Regions from separate parts of the Homo sapiens genome. Here region 2 is linked to region 1. A link is a loop called in an ENCODE intact Hi-C map of the cell type or tissue named here. Cell type or tissue: CD4-positive, alpha-beta T cell. All regions are shown on one strand.

Evidence for each region. Hi-C counts contacts between places; a loop is a spot of excess contacts. Peaks named below come from ENCODE experiments on the same cell type or tissue, not always from the same donor. Only the 100,000 strongest peaks of a DNase experiment are listed, where the experiment ranks them.
Region 2: it touches region 1 in a loop (1.9-fold over the local background); 1 of 110 quality-filtered maps calls a loop at or near these places.

What each region holds. Positions count from the first base shown.
Region 1 is chr2:53,991,540-53,999,539 of GRCh38, forward strand. It overlaps a transcript of ACYP2 not described here. Among named protein-coding and RNA genes, the nearest start is that of PSME4, 25 kb to the left of the region's middle. In CD4-positive, alpha-beta T cell, no CTCF peak of the experiment used is centred here; a DNase peak (open chromatin) is centred at 3,392; H3K4me3 peaks cover 1,018 bases; H3K27ac peaks cover 2,611 bases.
Region 2 is chr2:54,586,270-54,594,269 of GRCh38, forward strand. All of the region lies in intron 2 of SPTBN1 (spectrin beta, non-erythrocytic 1), which reads left to right. LOC124906008 (a long non-coding RNA gene) reads right to left here and starts at 3,165. Exons shown (of 3, transcript XR_007086322.1): 1 at 1-3,165. RefSeq lists an enhancer at 3,346-3,395. In CD4-positive, alpha-beta T cell, no CTCF peak of the experiment used is centred here; a DNase peak (open chromatin) is centred at 3,492; H3K4me3 peaks cover 663 bases; H3K27ac peaks cover 5,634 bases.

The DNA of each region.
Region 1 (8,000 bases):
GGATTACAGGCATGCGCCACCACACCTGGATAATTTTGTATTTTTAGTAGAGACAGGGTTTCTCCATGTTGGTCAGGTTGGTGTCGAACTCCCGACCTCAGGTGATCCACCTGCCTCAGTCTCCCAAAGTGTTGGGGTTACAGGTGTGAGCCACTGTGCCTGGCCGTATTTCATCTCATATATTGATTTTACCTCATTCACCCTGCTCCAGGCACTCCGACCTTCTCTCAATTTTTTTTAAGTTTTTTATATTTATTTATTTTTATTTAGCGATGAGGGCTAAGTATGTTGTACAAGATGGAGTGTAGTGGCTATTCACAAGTGCGCTCATAGGGTACTGCAGACTCGAGCTCTTGGCCTAAAGCAATCCTCCTGCCAAGCCTCCCAAGTAGCTAAGACTACAGGCACATGACACCACACCCAGCTTCTTTCAATTTCTTGATCAAGCCAAGCTTTTTCACAATGTAAGAGCTCTTGCCCCTCTTTCCCTCCTTCCTTCCTCCCTCCTTCCCTCCCTCTTTCCTTCCTTTTTTCCCCTTCCTTCCTTCCTTCCTTCCTCCTTCCCTCCCTCCCTCTCTCCCTTTCTTCCTTCTTTCTTCCTTCCTTTCTTTCTTTCCTTCCTTCCTACTTTTTTTCTTCCTTCCTTCTTTCTCCTTCCTTCCTTCCTTTCTTCTTTCTCCTTCCTTCCTTCCTTCTTTTCACCAGTGTCATAGTAAGCACTTACTTTTAATTTTAACCTAGTGAGTGAACCAAGCACTTAAATTTACTCTAAGTGCAATGGAAACCTATAGACAAGTTTTTAATCAGGAAAATGATATAAATTGATTTAAACTTTCAAAAGATCTCTCCTGACTCTGAATGGACTATAGATTATAAGGGGATAAGAATGAAAGTACTGTGACTAATTAGGAGGCGTTTTCAGCAATTCAATGAGAGATGACAATGGCTTGTATCACGGTAGAAGTAGTGCCAACGGTGAGAAGTACTCAGAGATGAGAAATATTTTGGAGGTCGGGTGCGGTGGCTCACGCCTGTAATCCCAGCACTTTGGGAGGCTAAGGTGGGCAGATCACCTGAGGTCAGGAGTTTGAGAACAGCCTGGCCAACATGGTGAAACCCCGTCTCTACTAAAAATACAAAAATTAGCTGGGCATGGTGGTGTGCACCTGTAGTCCGAGCTACTTGGGAGGCTGTGGCAGGATAATCACTTCAAACCAGGAGGCTGAGGTTGCAGCGAGCTGAGACCACACCACTGTACTCCAGCCTAGGCGACATAGTGAAACTCCATCTCAAAAAAAAAAAAAAAAAGTTTTCCAGTGACGGGAAGCAAAAGAAGGAGAAGTAACTTAAAGAGAATACGCATCAGAAAAAAGGTTTTATGGCCAGCCATGGTGGCTCACTCACACCTGTAATCCCAGCACTTTGGGAGGTCAAGGCAGACGGATCACTTGAATCCAGGAGTTCGAGACCAGCCTGACCAACATGGTGAAACCCTGTTTCTACCCAAAATACAAAAATTAGCCAGGTGTGGTGGCACATGCTTATAGTCCCAGATACTTGGCAGGCTGAGGCACGAGAATCGCTTGAACCCAGGAGGCAGAGGTTGCGGTGAGCCGAGATGGCACCACTGCACTTCAGCATGGGCGACAGAGGTTGACAAGAAAAGGTTTTTGCTTTGTTTCGCTTTCTCAGATGAGAGATGCTAGCCCATCTTTGGGATCAGAAATCAGAAGTTATTAGAAAGAGAGAGATGATGGTGTGGAGAAGGAAGGATTAGATCCAAAGGGCAGGAGTGAAATGAAGGAAGGAGGGACACTCCCACTGTTGAAACTGGAAGGAAGAAAAAAAAAGTACAGGTGCAGATTGAATCATAGATTTGGGAATCAGGCCGGGCGTGGTGGTTCAAGCCTGTAATCCCAGCGCTCTGGTGGGCAGATCACCTGAGGTCAGGAGTTCCAGACCAACCTAGCCAACGTGGCGAAACCCCATCTCTACTAAAAATACAAAATTAGCTGGGTGTGGTGGTGGGCATCTGTAGTCTCAGCTCCTCGGGAGGCTGAGGCACAAGAATCGCTTGAACCTGGGAGGCAGAGGATGCAGTAAGCCAAGATCATGCCACTGCACTCCAGCCTGAGCGACAGAGTGAGGGAAAAAAAAGGATGAAAAAAAAAAAGATTTGGGAATCAAAAGATAAGCTATTTCTGGTAGTCTCTATTTTCCCGGAGAAGTAGGCAACACCCTCAGTTGGGAGTAGAGGGTTGTGGAAAAGACGTGGAAGTTCAGAGAAAAAAAGTAGAAAGTTGAGAATTTGTAAAGTAAGGAAGAAAATAATTTGGGAAAGAGGATGTATAATATAGGAAACTGGGCCAGGCACGGTGGTTCACGCCTGTAATCCCAGCGCTTTGGGAGGCCGAGGAGGGTGGATCACCAGGTCAAGAAGTTGAGACCATCCTGGCTAACACAGTGAAACCCCGTCTCTACTAAAAATCGTACAAAATATTAGCCAGGCGGCTGGGCGTAGTGGCTCACGCCTGTAATCCCAGCACTTTGGGAGTCCAAGGCGGGCGGATCCCGAGGTCAGGAGATCGAGACCATCCTGGCTAACACGGTGAAAACCCTTCTCTACTAAAAATACAAAAAATTAGCTGGGCGTGGTGGCAGGCGCCTGTAGCCCCAGCTACTCGGAAGGCTGAGGCAGGAGAATGGCCTGAACCCAGGAGGCGGAGCTTGCAGTGAGCAGAGATCGCGCCCCTGCACTCTAGCCTGGGTAACAGAGCAAGACTCCGTCTCAAAAAAAAAAAAAAAAAAAAAAACGAAAAAAAACAAAATATTAGCCAGGCATGGTGGCACGTGCCTGTAGTCCCAGCTACTCGGGAGGCTGAGGCAGGAGAATCACTTGAACCCAGGAGGTGGAGGTTGCAGAGAACCAAGATTGCACCACTGCCCTCCAGCCTGGGTGACAGAGTAAGACTCAGAAAAAAAAAAAAAAAAAAGAGGAAACTGGCAGGAAAGAGGTCATGCTGGGGTGGACTATGAGAGGCAATAATTCGAAATTATATCGTGGAAATGCTTCAACCTCTACCAAGACCTACTTCAAAAGGAAAATCTTGTGTTGAGTAGCAGTTAAAAATGGAATAAGATATCAGACCTTCAACCAAATAGTTCTTAATAGCTCAAAACTACTATAGGATAGCAATTTTATTCCCAAATTATTCTAGAACTGAATATCTGAAACTCAGTGACCAAAAGCCAGTCAACCAATCTTCCACAGCCTAATACACACACATAAAATATACCTCTGGCATTACATTATAACTTCCCCCATCAAACAAAACAGGAAGAGTGGTTATGTTGGGCTGATAGTGTAAGATGGTCTGTCATGTAGCGTTTCCGTTATATTCTGAATTTGAGTTGGTATACCATGTGACAGTTCTTTATATATATGTTTTCAACACCGCTATGACAAGAGTGTCTTTCTGTTTTTGCGTCAGTGTCTCATGAAAAGAAGACATAAAGAATATTCAAAAGAAATTTTAAGAATCTTTGTTATCTGAAGGTCGTATCTTTAGTGCATGTTCTGTCTCTCATAGTTGCTAAACTCTAGCTGCAGCTCTTCTCTCAGAGAACTGCTCTGTCCTGCCCATCTATCCCATTATGACTTTCAGTTGTGAGATGAAGATATCTGTTTGAGAAAAAAAATTGGTTCCTCTAAATAGAGAAATGTCCAAATAGCTACTTTAGTCTCTTCTTTAATCTCAAGTTACATCAGAGAAAAGATTTCAGCATGTATAAAACATCCATATCTACAGTGACCTTGGTGTTTTTCTCAATGCATAAATCATCACATTTCTTCATTTTCTAGTGCATGAAATAATTAAACTTAAAATATCTTCTTTAATTCTAGACACAATTAATTCAATGCTATTATTTTTTATTTATTTATTTATTTTTTATTTATTTATTTATTTATTTATTTATTTTTGAGACAGAGTCTCTTTCTGTTGCCCAGGCTGGAATGTAGTGGCATGATCTCAGCTCACTGCAACCTCCGCCTCCTGGGTTCCAGGGATTTCCAGCTAATTTTTTTATTTTTAGTAGAGACAAGGTTTCATCATGTTGGCCAGGCTGGTCTCAAACTCCTGACCTCAAGTGATCTGTCTGCCTCGGCCTCCCAAAGTGCTAAGATTACAGGTGTGAGCCAGCTCGCCTGGCCTCAATACTATTAATTTTTTACTTATGTAAATTTTGTAGGGTGTAACTTCCCACATATTTCCAAAGCGTTTTTATATTTAACACTAAAGACCCACAATGGGCTGGGCACGGTCGTTCACGCCTATAATCCCAGCACGTGGGGAGGCCGAGGCGGGCGGATCACCTGAAATCAGGAGTTTGACACCAGCCTGGCCAACGTGGTGAAACCCTGTGTCTACCAAAATTACAAAAAATTAGCTGGGCTTGGTGGTGGATGTCTGTAATCCCAGCTACATGGGAGGCTGAGGCAGGAGAATTGCTTGAACCTGGGAGGTGGAGATGGCAGTCAGCCTAGATTGTGCCACTGCACTCCAGCCCGGGCAACAAGAGCGAAACTCTGTCCCCACCACCCAAAAAAAAAAAGACTCACAATGTACAAACGGCTATTCTAGGCATAGTTGGTTCTAAGAGAATAAGATTCCTTGATAGATACATCCAGCTTTTCTATTTAGAGTTGTGTAGTTTTGGGTCCTTCAGGAAGCAGACACTGAAATAAAGTTGGAAGTGCAAGAAGTGTAGGGGGTGGAATGGTGATGGGGATGTACACCTATGAGAGATAAAAAAGGAGGATGGAGGATTGGGTAAAGAAAGCCTTCAGATCTGGATGCTGATCTGATATCTGTGAAAGGAAAGAGGGGAGTAAAGAGGATTGGGCCAGGAGAGCCTGAGACTTTGATATATATTGAGCAAAGTCTCAGCCTACTTAATGGGGAGATGAAGAGCAAAGATTGCCTGTTAAGAGAAGTTTTGCAATGGGTAGAACTGGTCCTGTTAATGCTGCCATGATCAGCCACTGGTATGGGCTGCCTGGGAAGATCATAACCTCAGCTTGCTGTGGTAGATTCCAAAGGTGCTGCAGCTGATGGCCATTAGCTAAGTGTATTCTTTCAGCTAAAAGGAGATCCAAGCAATGTACTTTCATGCCTGCTACATCAGCTGTGCCCCTTTTGCTAATATTGCTCTCCTCATGCATTTCAGATCTATGCTTCACAAGTACAGAGCACAGACTGTTGCACTGTCTCCTAATTCTTCTTCTTTGACCATTCCCTCATCTCTGTATTAAATACTTTTAGCAGATTAATCTTTCTAAAAGATCATTTTTACCTTGTCAGTCTTTTGCTCAAAAATGTTGCGTCTCCCTATTATGTACAAAATAAAGCCCAGACTATTTAGGCTGATACTCAAGGCTGACACACGACTAGCCCCAATCTACCATTCTGTTTTTATATAACTTTGTGTCCTCTGTGGTCAACATATGTGGAACCTATTCACTATCTCCCCAATATTCGTTTGTATTTACAGATCTCTTGTTGCTCACATAATACCTTCTACCCCATTTGACAAACCATTCTCTCTTCTATCTACCTATCAAAACCAAACCTATCTTTGAAGGATTACATTTACTCTCCTATAGAAAGTATGGTAGGTATACTATAGTACAGTATAGTATTGACCCTTCCTCAGAAGTATATCAATATGTCTCGCCCTTGTTCATATTTTTCCTTCTTTTTAAAATTATTATTATTGTTTTTTGAGACAGAGTTTTGTTCTGCTGCCCAGGCTGGAGTGCAGTGGTGCAATCTCAGCTCACTACAACCTCTGCCTTCCGGCTTCAAGTGATTCTCATGCCTCAGCCTACTGAGTAGCTGGGACTATAGGCATGCACCACCAAGCCCGGCTAATTTTTGTATTTTTAGTAGAGAGAGGGTTTCACCATGTTGGTCAGGCTGATCTCGAACTCCTGACCTCAGGTGATCCACTCTCCTCGGCCTCCCAAAGTGCTGAGACTATAGGTATGAGCCACCGCACCCGGCCATATTTTTCCTTCTTTTAGTACTCAAGTTTTAATGAGGACATATCTCTTTTTCAGCTCTATGTCATTTCCTTTGGTGTAATAGGAGCACAGTGTTTATACTTAGCAACTACTCCATGACTGAATTAAGAGATAGATGGGGAATAGATTAAGAAGCCACTACAGAATTGCAAAAAATAAAATAAAATAAAGTGAGTTAAAATGTCAGGGTAATATAGGAAAATACATTGGGAAATGAAAAAACACTCCATGTGACTGTTTCACGGAAATGAATGACCCTCTTCCTCTTCTGTTTCTTTCTTAGGTAAAGACTAGGGCAGAATTCTATACCCAAGGTTCAGACCTATTGAGGCTATTTATGAATAGACTTTGGTGGTGTTTGCTGATCAAAAACTCTTTGAAATGTATAAAAAAACTTGTATACACGTGTATTTGCATTTTTTCTAGGAATAGGATCTGTCTCTTTTATCTGAGTTTCAAGGGGTCTGTGATCATAAAAGGATTTAAAACAACTTGACCAGAATTTGGGGCCTTAGAAGAGAGGTCAAGTAGTGTTGAACAAGATTTGGCAAGTAGTAGGTCACTGGTAATCTTAAAGAAAATAGATTCTGAAGAATGAAGAAAGCAGAAGCCCATGTCCCCAGGAATTGAAGAGTGAGTGGGTGGTGAGGATGTGGAGGTAGCCGATACAGACTTTTCCTCCCAGAAATGTATCAGTGAATGAGAATAAATCTGTATGATAACTTAAGCAACTATAGGATCAGGGGAAGGGTTTTGTTTGGATGGGAGATACTTGAGCATATTAACAGAAAAAGTGAAAGAGGATGATTAATAAACGAATTGGTTGGGAAAGTGTCTGGGTAGTCTGGATTTATGCTGTGGCAACAGACCCAAAATATTAGTGACTTAACACATAAAAGTTTATTTCCAGCTGGGCACAGTGGCTCATGCCTGTAATCCCAGCACTTTGGGAGGCTGAGAGGGGTGGATCGTTTGAGCCCAGGGGTTCAAGACCAGCCTGGGCAACATAGGAAGACCCCCAGTGCTACTAAAAATACAAAAATTAGCTGGGCATGGTGGCCTCCACCTGTATTCCCAGCTGCTTGAGAGGCTGAGGATGGAGGATGGCTTGAGCCTAGGAGGCAGAGGTTGCAGTGAGCCAAAATTGCACCACTGTACTCCAGCCTGGAGGACTGGGTTTAAAAAAAAAGAAAAGAAAAAAATTTCCCTTCTAATGCAAACTCAAGTAGAGACTGCTGCCCTCCATGCTGAGATTCACGAATCCAGGCTGTTTCATTCTTTGGGCTCTCTGTTCATGACTGAAGGGGAAGAGACTAGAGTCATGTGGAGGGATCCCACGGCCACTGTTCTGAAGTGACACCTGTTACTTCCATGCAAGTTTCATTAGTGAGAACTTGTCACATGGCCATGCTTAATTGTTGGGGAAGGGTAGGCAACTGTAAAGGAAATACAAAAAAGGATGTGGGAGGATATAATTATCTCTGCTACATAAAGGGATTAAGAAAAAAAGTAAAAGGAATTCTGGGCAGTTGGCAGTGGCACAGTTTTTTAATAGCCCCAAAACTTGCCACAAACACAGATACAGTAACTTGGATCGCAAAACCTAAAACCTGCAAACAACATCAATAGCAAGTTTATGAGCCCTCAAATATACACATACAGGGAGATGTCATGAGAGCAACAAGATTCACAGGTGGGAGGAGGCAGAGGGAGCTAAATAAAACAAAGCCAAAAGCCAAGTTACCAAAACATGCCCAGGAAGGAAGGAGTCCCACTTAGTGAGTGAAATCTTAGAGGGCCCATCTGAGGATAGCAGTCAAAATCAGAGAGGAACTTCATGGGCTCTATTTTGCAGGTGAAACCAAGGGAATTGTGGGAAGATTGGATGGTGCTGGAATGTTCTAGCCCCTTTGGG
Region 2 (8,000 bases), 590 kb after region 1:
CGTTTCAACCCTGAACTTTTCTACAATGGGTTATGGTCACTGGCCAAAAAGGGTTTAGGTGACTCATGTGTAATGTTCTTCAGAACAGAAGCCAATTTTTAAATCCTTTTGTATTTATGTTCATTTATTTTTAAATATAATTCCTCTTCTCATTAAGTGGAATCTTGTCATAATTCTATAGTTTCAAGTGATAACTTGGCATTGCTGTGGCTTTCTTTATTCCAAAATGCTAATCCTTTGCAGATAAATTTATACATTCTGTATAGTCTGATTTGGAGGACTTCTGTATCTTAGCTTATCTTAGATGGGAGCTTCCATAATTCATTCAGGGATTAGTCAGTGCTATACTGTGCATGCATAGTAGACAGCTCTGTGTGGTGGCTTTAAGTCTTTTGACTCCCCCTCTTTCTGGTCTTTGTGTCTTTCTGGTTTAAAAGAAAAAATATCCCTCAGACCTTAGCTTTTTGGATTCAATGAATTACTGTTAACTTTGACATCCTCATTAAATAGGAGAGCTGTCGGAAACTGTCAAGAACGGCTGGAATTGGTACTGTTATCTTGTTGGCGACGTCAGCTTCTGTGGGCATCTGTGCAAAAACATTGAGGTAGAGCAGAATCCTCTTCTATCTTGAATGTCTGAAAATAATGTGACTGGTGTGTTTGAAAGAGTTCTATTTTTCCCTCTTTGCCCTTAATTATTTTGGCCTTAAGGATTCCGGAAACCTGGAGTAGATTGAAAACCATAATAAGCAAGGGCCGGGGAGCATGTTATTTGATTTTTTAATAAACTACCTCTGACTAGCTTACACGCCCCGTAGAACATTAAGGCTACTTTTTGTGTATATTGCATGAAATAAGAAACATCACAAATTTGAATTCTCTCTCAATACCTCTGCTTTATCCAAGGCTCCTACAACAAAAGCCTACCTTTAGCCCTTGAAAATGAAGTAGAGGATTTTATCTTTACTGGTGAATTTGTGTGCCACATGGTAGACTAGTATAGAATGTAATATTTACTGCTTCTTTAATGTTCCTTAGGAAGAATATCACACAGACATCTCCCTTCTCCATATGTTGCAATTATACTACTTTCATGAAGTCTTGAGTGTGCCTGTTACGGTTGGTGCGCTTTAAAACATTCTTTTCTACTTAGTCTGTATTCGTGTTAACGTTCTGCCATTCTGTGTTAAGTTCTGCCGTTCTGTGTTGTTTAGTAATTAAGTGTATGGTATCTATTTAGTTCTAAGTTTTTCCTAACTTTTAAGGGCATTGCAAGTTACCCTCAGCCCACCTTGGATTGAAGTCCCCTTCCATGGAGGACTGGAGGAGAAGAGGTGATGGTGTATGAAGTGTCCATCAAAATAAGAGCTGAAGAGCCTTCAGCTTGTGGGGAGGGCTGGAAAGTTGGAAGATCAGGCCTCAAGCTGTTCCACCCTTCTCATCCTTTGAAGGTGAGGGTGCAGCCTTGAGGTCTAGCCTGTGGTGATTACCATAGTTTGTCCCTCCTGCCAAATGGGGTGGCACACTCCATCCCGTAAGTGAAGGTAACCAGATAAATACCCACTCCGCTGGGGAGTGGAAGGGGCCCCGAGTTCACCCTGTGACTGACCTGACATGTGGATATCACTTACCAGAAAATGCTTGTGGCTACTGAGCATTAACCTGGCAACATATTCAATAGCAAAATTTAAAATAGTACCCAGTGTGGTGCCTTGCTCATAGCAAGCACTTAGTACCTATTTGCTAAGCTGATTTTAATTTGAAGTGGAGTCTAACAAATGGGATGTGGGATCAACAGTATTATTATATTGAAATGTTTTAAACCAGGACATGCCAAACTTTTTCTATAAAGGACCAGATAATAACTGTTAGGCTTTGTGGGCCACATGGAGTCTCTATGGGGTATCATCAGCCTCCTCCCCTTCCTCTTCCTCCTCCTTTTAACCACCCTCTTAAAATGTAAAACCTGTGTGTCTCCCAGGCTACATAAAAAGAGGCTACTGGCTGAAGTTTGCTGACTCCTATTTTATATTAATCTTTTAACTCAGTCTGAAGGAACTGACCAGACATGGATGGTTATGAGTTTTTTCTTCTTGTTTTGGGGAGGTGATGTCTTGTTTTCCTCAGGCAGTGTGGGATGGTGGTTGGAACTAAATAGATACCATCCCACACTCCCTGTGTGGGATGGAGTGCCTCAGGTGCTTTGGGATTCTGTAGGGTTCAGATAAATGTGGGCTCTAATTCTGGGTGTTTATTTGCTAGCAGCATGCCCTCGGGGGGATCCCAAAACCAGTCTGTGCCTCAGCCACCTCAGTTAGTTAGAAATCACAGGCTGTAATGAAGGAGGGAAAGTGAGTGAAGATCCTAATGCAGCATCACTAGTGCACACCTGGGCTTACTTCAGCCTTTGCCCTAACTGATCAGTCACCCTGACTGCAGTTCCCATCCTGTAGAGATGGAGAGTAGCAGGTTAATGGGCTCAGGATATGACTTCCTGTATGTGAAAGCAGTTTGGAAGCATGCTACCCATTTTTAGTCAAACACAGTGAACAGTTACTGAGAATTTTATCACAAGGTCCTAATTCTGTTTTTTTACATTTGCTTTTTCCACCTGGTTTTGGCACCTTACACTATTGGTTTTTTTTGTTTTGTTTTTTAAAAAATATTTTTAACTTTTGTGGATACATAGTAGATGTATATATTTATGGGGTATGTGATGTTTTAATATAGGTATGTGATGCTTAATAATCACATCGTGGAGAATGGGATATCCATCCCCTCAAGCATTTATCTTTTGTGTTACAAACAATCCAATTATACTCTTAGTTATCTTTAAATGTACAATTAACTTATTATTGATTAATTCACACTGGTTCCCACCTTAGCTCTCATCTTAGAAGAGGTAGTTGTGTTGCTTTGCCTCTTATTTTCGGAGAAAGCCCCCATCATAACCTCAGCTCCCTCCAGAGTCTTGGCTTCTTATGGATTGTGACTTTATGCGGCTCACCTTGACGTACGACTGTGACAGAGGCAGGACCCTGGTGACAGAGCCTCATTTCTCAGTTATTGTGGGTCTCCTCTCAGAAGTTGTGCCTGCAGTGCCTTGGTCTCCACATTGGCAAACTGGGGTTGTGCCGCTCAGAAGAAAGGCCCTCTGGAAGCTGCAGGAGGGACTGCCCAGCAGATGCAACCTGTAGGTGCCAGGTCATAGAGAGCTCATGGTGGGTTTTGTAGTCGGCCCATCAGACAGTTACTAGCAGACAATTGCATATTTGCTTCACATGCATTTAGAGCAAATATTTACATGTGTTTTGTCCATGATGCAAGTTAAACAGTTAAGGAAACTATTGTAACTCAAATTCTATTTTTATACAAATCAGCAAACATGAATTTAAGGCCTTCAGACTAGTCCGTCACAGGGAGGACTTCAGTCAAAAGATTAGTTTCCTTCCTGTTGCTGCCTCAAGATAACAGTTGGATTCTCTGTTATCAATACAGCCAGCTGCCTGTTTCCGGCTTCCTGCTCTGTGTATTTTGCATGTTACTCATGGGAAATGATTTATTTATTTTTTCAAGCTAAGGCATATAGGGGGACTCCACCCTACCACTATTCTTTTGTTTTGAGTTAAGATCCTTTTTTATTCTTTATTTTAAAACAGTTCAAGAATTAAACTTTAATATATAAATTGTTAAAGTTGCAACAAATTAAGTCTTGTGACAATTGACCTGATTGGGTCATGTTTAAATAATGTTGTAATATGTTACAATGATGTCCTAATCACACCGTTGTGTATTTTGCAACTTCACTTTACCGTACAGGTATGTGGTGGCAATTGCCCAAAGATAAAACAAGCAAACAAAAAACAGAATTTGTCAAACATTTTAGTTTGGCTCTGGACCCATTTTAGTCTGAATGACAGCACCACAAAATTGCATTTTTATCCGTATTTCAGACATTGAGGAATTGCAAGAAGCAGTTCACCTGTCATATATTTTTAGTGCTATACAATGACAACATTTAACTGCCTAGGGCCTGTCTTTGTGATATGAAATTTCCCTCCTCAACAATTTCAGTGAGACCACCACCAACAATAAGATTTATCGAGAACCTAGTTGTTGGACACTGGAGGTTTGCTGACTCATTGAACAAATGTTTATTGTGCACCTCCTTTATGTCATGTATATGCTAAAGCTCTAAACATGAATAGGATTGAGCCTTTGCCTCTGAGCCAACTGCAAGTTAATTGAAGAGATAGGACACAAGACGTATAATAAAAGATGAGAGACCACATCCCATCAAATGATGATTGCTGACATCTGATAGGAGAGGGCCTCTTGGTAGAACTAATCTTGGCTGGATCTTAAAGGAAGGGTAAGAGAAAACTGCCTTCTAGGTTAGAAGAATGATAGAAGCAAAGATGGGAAAAAGCAGTGTGCAAGGTGAGAGTTCAGAGCATGAGAGTAAGACCTGTTAGGTTGGAACAAAAGACGGCATGTCAGGGAAGTTCCCAGATGAAGCTGATGCCTTAGGAGAGCCCGTTTGGGACCTTTAAATGCCAGGTTCAGAGATTTGGACTGTCTTCTGGATAGCTGGGGTCCGTTGAAGGTTTTGGTGCAGTGCTGCAACTTTGAAAAACCACTGATTGAGGAACATGGCTATGGTAGTGATGTTTAAGGTGGATTAGAATGCGGAGAGAGGCCCAAGGCAGGGGAGTTCAGTTGGGGTCTGAAACCACCCAAATTGTGGTGAGCTTTGTTCAAAACACGCAAAAATAGATTGTCAAAATTATTCTCTTAGCAACTGATCTTGTACTTCTTTGTAATGTCTTTTTGTTATTTTTTAACTTTTTATTTTGTATCCCCAGCTAGATTTCTAGTTCATTGAGGGTAAGAGACTTTATCTTAGACACAGAGTTCTAGGTAAAGTATGCACTTTGTAATATTGGAGCTCACTAATACTCTCAATTTCAGATTAGTCAGCTAACACAGTATTATTGATTTAAATAGTGGGGATATGTTCATGGGATGATTGCTTCCTCCCCTTTTGATTTCTTCTTAACTTCCATCCCTGTAATTCCTTTCTTTCTTACTTTGAACCCAAGACTACACCTAACTTAACTATATGTCTGTGCAAAGCAAAAACTACATGATTGCTGTCTCTTACTTAGGGGGTAGGCCATTATCTTAGCACAATTGAAGAGCCTGATAGAAAATATTACTGGGTTATACGTGCAGGTTCAGACTACTTGAAAAGTAAAAGAAAGATTCCTTCTCTTAAGCCAGGTATAAATTCAGTCTTTAGGGGAACAATGAATAGGGTCTTTTGACAGTTCCTGATTCTATGTTTCCTTTTTTTTCCATCCGGAGATGTTCCATGCCTTCAGGCTTTCCTTCATTCCTGGCTCCCATCCCTTTCCATAACCAGAACTGTGGCATATGGTGAATATAGTTGTGTTTAGCACTCTGTGCTGAGGGTATTGCAGAAAGATGCCGTACAATCATTTCCATCATGCAGTGCCCTTCTGCTCATCAAAGCTATTTCTGTATCCTAACTTGACTCACGCTAACACAGTGTTCATTTTTTCAGTTATAGCAAATTCTCTAGAGTAAATAAATATGGGGCTGGGTGCAGTGGCCCACACCTGTAATTCACTTTGGGAGGCTAAGGTGGGAGGATCACTGGAGACCAGGAGTTTGAGGTCAGCCTGGGCAATCTAATGAGACCCTATTTCTACAAAAAAAAATGAAAAAGCCAGGTGTGATGGTGCATGCCTGTAATCCTAGTTACTCTGGAGGTTGAGGTGGGAAGATTGCTTCAGCCCAGGAGTCCAAAATTACAGTGAGCTGTGATCACACCACTACACTCTAGCTGGGGTGACAGACTCCTTCTCTAATATATTCATTGGTTAATTAATTTAAAAATATAAATTAAAAAATTACATAGACGCATTACAGCCTTTCAGTATTTATCACAGTCATTCCCTAAAAAGAAAAGAAGTAGATGTTATGCTTCTAGAAGAGGATGATGGTGGAGAGGATATTCACAGCCCTTTTTTTTAACCATTAAGCAAATGTGTTTCTCAGTTCTAAATATTTCATACTTTTTTTTTTCTTTTTTCTTTTTTTTTATCTGAGACAGAGTTTTGCTCCTGTTGCCCAGGCTGGAGTGCAAAGGCACCACCTTGGCTCACCGCAACCTCTGCCTCCCGGGTTCAAACGATTCTCCTGCCTCAGCCTCCCGAGTAGCTGGGATTACAGACATGCGCCACCACGCCTGGCTAATTTTGTGTTTTTAGTAGAGATGGGGGTTTCTCCATGTTAGTCAGACTGGTCTCAAACTACTTCTGACCTCAGGTATTCCACCTGCCTTGGCCTCCCAAAGTGCTGGGAATTACAGGTGTGAGCCAACGCGCCCAGCTACCTCATCCTTTTTTTCTAATACATCTTCTAAGAATTTCAAGTTGTTTATCAGAAACCAAACAACAAAAGATAGTGAATCTCAGTATATGACAGGAGAAGGTGTAGCTATGCATCTTAATCCCTCTTGCCTGGCTGGAGTGGGAGAGAAAGAGCCGAGGACCTCACCACTACTGGCTGGTGACACTTAGCAGCCCTTAACCTCACTGAGCCTTGGGCTTTGCTAGAGATAACTCTAGCATCCCACCTACCTAATAGTTTGCTGTGAAGATCTAGTGAGCTTAGAGAAAGTATGAAGTGCCATTCAGATGCATGGCAATGTTATTGCAGACACACCATCTTATAAAATTCCATCTGGAGGAAGGAGCACCATACTAGGATTTCCCTTATAATTTACTCCTTCTGGGAATCAGAATCTGATGTAAATGCCACTCACTTGAGGGTGGGTTTCTTGTCTCAGTAGTTCTCATTGACAGTAGTTAGCTAATTTACTTATCTCTGAGCCTGTGGAACTAAAGGCTGAGCTGGTTGGGTCTTCACACTCAGAACCATTTCTGGTTCCTAGGTTCTCGGGGCTCCAAGGTCATTTTGGTAGAATTTGTGGTCCTGAGAAGCTTATTTTGAGACCATTGTTAGGAGCCCTTCTTTCTGTCTCCCACCCCTGTCATGTCACAGAGACAGCCTCACCACGTTCCTCCCACGGAGGGCTGCTGGTTCTTTTTGTCCTTTTTTCACTTTGTTTTCCACTTTCCTCCCTGGACTGCCAGAGCTGCAGCTGCCTCGAGTCCTGGGTTGTGTTGGTAGGTAAGTGATGTCCAGGCTGCCTAGAGGTGGGGTCCTCAGGTGTGATCTTGGATCCCACTTGTACCACATTGTACAGCATTGCAAAGAGGGGATGGTGAGAAGTGTTTGAACCTGAGGGCCTTTACATGGAGAAGTGAGGAGACCTATTCTGCATACTCTGAAGGTGGTGCAAGCCATAGTGGGCCACAGAGACAGGTCTAGTCTTGATGGAGACACCATCCCAACAGATGGAGAGTTACCCAATAATGCAGCAGACCCTTTACAAAATAAGGACTTGCGTTAGTTAGGATGGTGAGATGGTGGGTAATTCTAAGTCTTGTATCATGGAAACACTTTTTTTTTTTTTTTTTTTTTTTTTTTGAGACAGAGTCTTAACGCTGTCGCCCAGGCTGGAGTGCGGTGGCATGATCTTGGCTCACTGCAACCTCCGCCTCCCAGGTTCAAGTAGTTCTCCTGCCTCAGCCTCCTGAGTAGCTGGGTTACAGGTGCGTGCCACCATGCCCGGCTAATTTTTGTATTTTTAGTAGAGACGGGGTTTCACCATGTTGGTCAGGCTGGTCTTGAACTCCTGACCTCATGATCCGCCCACCTCGGCCTCCCAAAGCTGGGATTATAGGTGTGAGCCACTGTGTCTGGCAGAAACACTTTTTTAAATGTTGTGCGTGAGGCATTATTGCATAGTGGATGAGAACCAGGGCTCTGGAGCCAGCCTGCCTGGAGAGTTGCTGGCTCCTGCCTCATGGGGCAGTTGTGGGGATTGATTATAAGTGCAGTTAGCC